2 separate regions of the Homo sapiens genome follow, and region 1 is linked to region 2. Evidence: read pairs that join two places in POLR2A ChIA-PET (ENCODE). Cell type or tissue: CD4-positive, alpha-beta T cell. All regions are shown on one strand. Region 1 overlaps ASCC1 (activating signal cointegrator 1 complex subunit 1). Region 2 has its middle 24 kb from the start of DDIT4.

The links. Peaks named below come from ENCODE experiments on the same cell type or tissue, not always from the same donor. Only the 100,000 strongest peaks of a DNase experiment are listed, where the experiment ranks them.
Region 1: POLR2A ChIA-PET joins it to region 2 with 6 read pairs; 5 of 35 experiments call an interaction of 5 or more read pairs at or near these places.

Annotation. Positions count from the first base shown.
Region 1 is chr10:72,106,464-72,108,963 of GRCh38, forward strand. All of the region lies in intron 9 of ASCC1 (activating signal cointegrator 1 complex subunit 1), which reads right to left. Among named protein-coding and RNA genes, the nearest start is that of SPOCK2, 19 kb to the left of the region's middle. In CD4-positive, alpha-beta T cell, no CTCF peak of the experiment used is centred here; DNase peaks (open chromatin) are centred at 1,008 and 1,728; H3K4me3 peaks cover 587 bases; H3K27ac peaks cover 2,442 bases.
Region 2 is chr10:72,296,390-72,298,889 of GRCh38, forward strand. No RefSeq gene overlaps it. Among named protein-coding and RNA genes, the nearest start is that of DDIT4, 24 kb to the left of the region's middle. RefSeq lists enhancers at 781-1,080, 1,732-2,388, 2,001-2,090 and a silencer at 1,441-1,710. In CD4-positive, alpha-beta T cell, no CTCF peak of the experiment used is centred here; DNase peaks (open chromatin) are centred at 992 and 1,752; H3K4me3 peaks cover 1,548 bases; H3K27ac peaks cover 2,000 bases.

The DNA.
Region 1 (2,500 bases), 190 kb before region 2:
GTTTTCCCAGTGTTTTTCTTCCACAGCCTGTTTACCAACTTCTATTTCTCACAATTATCCCGTTTATAGATAAAAGTAGTAACACTATTTTGTACTTAATAATAACACTTAACCACCTACCTCCCTATGAGGGATGGTATGAACAGAAGACAGGCTGACAAGTACTTTGAGCTCTTTGGGAAGGCACTCCCAGTATGAAGCCTTGCTGTGGTTAAATAACACCTTTCATCTAAGGATCTAAAAGTGTCTTACAAAGCCCAGCTCATTAACTCCAAAAAAATTGCTATGATATAAACCAGAGCTGAGCATTATTATCCCCATTTATATAAGAAACAGGGACAAGCTAGGACCACTAATACTGTCAGAGAAATTTAAGAGTTCCTGGGATGAGGCCTAGGATACAGGCCAGTGGAAGGCCACGTCCACAAGGCAGTGTGTATGGGCCTCTCAATTCCAATAACAAATATGTACCAAAGAATGCCAAGTGGGGAAGCAGGTCCATCCTTAGGCTGTGCATATACAACCAGATAGCAAAGAATGAGGAGCAAATGATGTGAAAAGCTATCATCACAGCCCTTGGAAGATCCCAATTGCAAAACATCAAAACAAATAATGGTATATTTCAGATGCATTCCTCATAAAAGAGGCATGTAGGTACAGGACTAGTATGACTTCAGGGAGCAAACAGAAAGATACAAATACCAGACTAAAAATATAATCGATTTTGAAAAAAAAAAAATCAAGGTTCTTCGTATGTCATGTTACTAATCTCACTCAGAATTAAGATCACTTTATTGGGAGTTAAGTCATCAAAAAGAATTAAGTTCACAAATAAGTTACCCCCCCCCCAAAAAAATAAATTTTGTTTCAAAGTTATGTTTATTAAAATTCCTCAAACCTAAAAAAAAAAAATTCTGAGTTTCTGCCAAATACCGTGCATTTGTCTTCTGGGCCACCTGTGAGATTACTTCTGAGGAGACCAAATGTGGGAGGTAGGAAGAGGCAAGAAGGAAATGGAGATCCACCACATCCGGGGTCAAAAAAAACCTTCCATCTACTTTAAAAATACTCACATGGGCTGTGCCCAAGTGGATTCTTTCTAAACATCATCACAGAAGAATGTAATTGAGTCTGTTTACCCTAAGGTAAGTCATGCTCCTCTACACACAGACACACATACCTTCACCTAGGTACAAAAAAATTGATATTTCTTTTCTACTGAAGAAAGGGCACAAAAAGTTTCTTGGGCAGACTAGACGTTTTTAATGCTTTCCTATTGTGAAAATAAGTAATTCAAAATCTAAGCTGTTGGAATCTTAACATATTGTAAGGCTTAAGGGAATGTGATTATGTGAGTCACTTAAACTTGTATCTGTAACCTGGGCAGCTGTAACTGTTGTTTTTCTGATTATAGATTAGCCTTTTTCCTCACCTACACTGTTTTGTAAATGGTTGTAAATGAATAAACAGTGCCAGAGAAGATCCCTTCCCTTTTAACTGTTGATCTTCATTTTGATTAAACTTCCCTCTTACATTTCTCATACAAAGACTTAAAAGACTATCACATCATCTAGGATGGTATGTTAAATACTTTCTTTTTCTTTTTCTTTTTCTTTTTTTTTTTTTTTTTTGAAACAAGGTCTTACTCTGTCAGCCAGGCTGGAGTGCAGTGGCGTGATCACAGCTCACTGCAGCCTCCACCTCCCAGGCGCAAGAGATCCTCCCTCCTCAGTCTCCTGAGTAGCTGAGACTACAGGTGCATGCCACCATGCCTGGCTAATTTTTGCATTTTTTATAGAGACAGGGTTTTTCCATGTTGCCCAGGCTGGTCTCAAACTCCTGGGCTCAAGTGATCCTCCTACCTCCACCTCCCAAACTGCTGAGATTACAGGCGTGAGCCACCATGCCAGGTCCTACACTCCTAAGTTGGAAAGGAAGTGAAAACAAGCTGTACAGAAAAGAAAACAAACTGTAATTAACTAAATTATAGCTCATAAACCAACCTTGTATAGAAAATGTTATAATCCTACTAAATTTGTTTTCTGCCTATATAAGCAGGACCTTAACTTTTAACTTTAAGCACTGACCTCATTTCTGTGAAGTCCCTGTTTCCCAAATGGCCATTCCCAGCTTTTCACTTGAATAAACTTTTAAAAACTGAGTTCTGATCCTTTCCATTATTGCTGGTCGACATTATCAATGACTACAGACCCACTCCCTCCCCCAATTTCTCCATCTTTAAACAGGGATGATCCTTTACAAAGATGTTCTGCAGTTAAAGATAAATTATAAGATGAAATTTTGAGCTCTGATTATTATTGTCACTCACTGACTATAATCTCTAATGCATCACTGCAGGAACCAAAATGCAGAGTATCCTTAAAAGAAAAAAGGAAGAAGGTTTATCAGGTACTCTGACAGCTTACAGGCTCTACAGTCATTATCTGGTCTCATAGGGCTGTAATATTTTTAAAGACCAAAATAGGAACATCTACTTCAG
Region 2 (2,500 bases):
GTTGCCCAGGCTGGAGTGCAATGGTGCGATCTCGGCTCACCGCAACCTCTGCCTTCTCCTGGGTTCAAGCGATTCTTCTGCCTCAGCCTCCTGAGTAGCTGGGATTATAGGCATGCGCCACCATGACCGGCTACTTTTGTATTTTTAGTAGAGACGGGGTTTTTTCCATGTTGGTCAGGCTGGTCTCAAACTCCGGACCTCAGGTGATCTGCCCGCCTCGGCCTCCTAAAGTGCTGGGATTACAGGCGTGAGCCACCGCGCCCGGCCATGGGTCTGTTCTTAAATGGGGCTTCCAGAGGGAACCTCAGCCTGTTTTGAAATAACAAGGATCCAGGCACGGTGGCTCACGCCTATAATCCCAGGACTTTGGGAGGCTGAGGCGGGCGGATCACGAGGTCAGTAGTTTGAGACCAGCCTGACCAACATGGAGAAACCCCATCTCTACTAAAAATACAAAATTAGCCGGGTGTGGTGGCGCATGCCTGTAATCCCAGCTACTCAGGAGGCTGAGGCAGGAGAATTGCTTGAACCCGGGAGGCGGAGGTTGCGGTAAGCCGAGATCGCGCCATTGCACTCCAGCCTGGGAAACAAGAGCGAAACTCCATCTCAAAAAAAGAAAAGAAAAGAAGAGAAAGGACAATAAGGAGTTAGAAACACTTTCTCCCTTCCCTCCTTCCCGAGGGGCGGGCTCCATCTTCTTTATTTTTTATTTTTAGAGAAGAGGTCTCCCTATCTTGCCCAGGCTGGTCTCAAACTCCTGGTCTCAAGCGATCCTCCGGCCTCGGCCTCCCAAAGTGCTGGGTTTAAGACGTGAGCCACCGCGCCCTGCCTCCATGTTCTTTAATCTGCTGTCCCTGGCCCAGGGACCTCCGCAGATAAAGCTCGGTTTCCCCTTTCTGACGCTGTTACCAGTTTGCGGCGGTTAACCCCCCAGAGAGAGCCTGACGCAGATTTGCTGCAGGAAACCACCGAGTCTCACGGCTTGGCACGAACTCTTCCTTCCGGGCCGGCCAGGATGCCTGAGCGTGGGGGTGGGCAGGGCACCTCCTACTTCCCCCCGCAGATAACCACCAACCCGGCCACATCATTCTCACATCTGGGAACTGAGCTCACTCGAGGCTTTTCTCACGTAGCCTCCTTTGAACCTGTTTCCTCATCTGTAAAATGGGGCTAAGGATAGCATCCACCTATTTCAGGGTCGTTTTGAGGGAATCCTGGAGAGAAAACTAGGGTTTTCAGCAAAAGGATCGGCACAAAGTAGATGTTCGCCGCTCCCCTCCCTCCTTCCCGCTCCCCCGGGCAGGAAGGCTCGCGTGCGCGAGGCCACAGCGCAAGCGGGTGCAGAGCAGGATTCGAACAGGGTTCCATGCAACTCCGTGCCCAGGGTCCTACCACCGCCTGAGCTCAGCGGTCTTCAGCCAGCGGGGCCCTTCCACCCCCTTCCTTAATAGTTTTCCTCCTCCGCCTCCTGCACGGCCTCCGCCTCCGCCTGACCGTCCTCGGAAACCTCCCAGCCGCAGCCCGGCCCTCCCCAGCGGCCTGAGTGGCCTCCTCCCGCGGCGCCCCCCAGCTCCGCACCTCCCCAGCCCCGCCCGAGGCGCGCCCAGCGAGCGTGACCCCGACCCAGGGCCACGGCTGCGCCCGTAGGATCGCGGGCGCGCGGGTCTCCATGAGGGACTGGGAGAGATGCGTCACCCGCTAATCCCTCAACTGGGTCGCACCCGGTCTGCCTTGGTTGGTCCCTTCTGATGGCGGAGGCGGGACCTCGACTTGGTGGCCAATGAGGAGCCTCGTGGGGGTGCTCTCGGCTGCCATGGCAACGGAGGGGCCGCCCGCTTCCCCGCGGGGCGAGGCCGGCTCTCCCAGGACTGGCCACATTGCAGTCACGCGCTGTGGCCCCAGTCCTGTTAGCATGAGGTGGGGGTCAGAAGTTGAGGAACAACTCGGACCTAAAGCCTTGACAATTGCCAACAGTGTAGACAAGTCCCAGCATGCCCAAAATTTATAAGAGAAGGCTGCCTGGAAGAGGGACACGATGAGGAGGGTCTGCTGAAACGGACAAAGAAACCCAGTTCAGTGCAGTGGAGTGGACATGGCACGGGCAGGGCACGGAGTGGGGTCGGTGCTTAGTAAGCGGATTAGGGTTTCCAAGCCAAGACCCACCCAGGGCAGGATGGGGAACCAAGGTGAGCAGGTGCGCTGAATTGTGGGTCTCACACTGTCCTTCAGTGTCCCGCAGGAAGAGAGAGCTAAGGATCACCAGGGTCATTCCCCTGCCTCAGGCAGCCTGCACTCCACCTTAGGTACAGTCATGTCCGGTCTTCAGCATTCATTAACCTCGTATTCTTCCCAGGAAGAGGAAGGTGACCAGGTTCATTGTCCCCATTTCATAAATGAGAAAACTGATGCCTGCCTGCTAAAGTAGCTCACCCTTGGGCCGTGGGGCCTGGCATTGGGCCCAAGCGGGGCCCTTCCAGGGAAGCCCCAGCCCGCAGTTCTG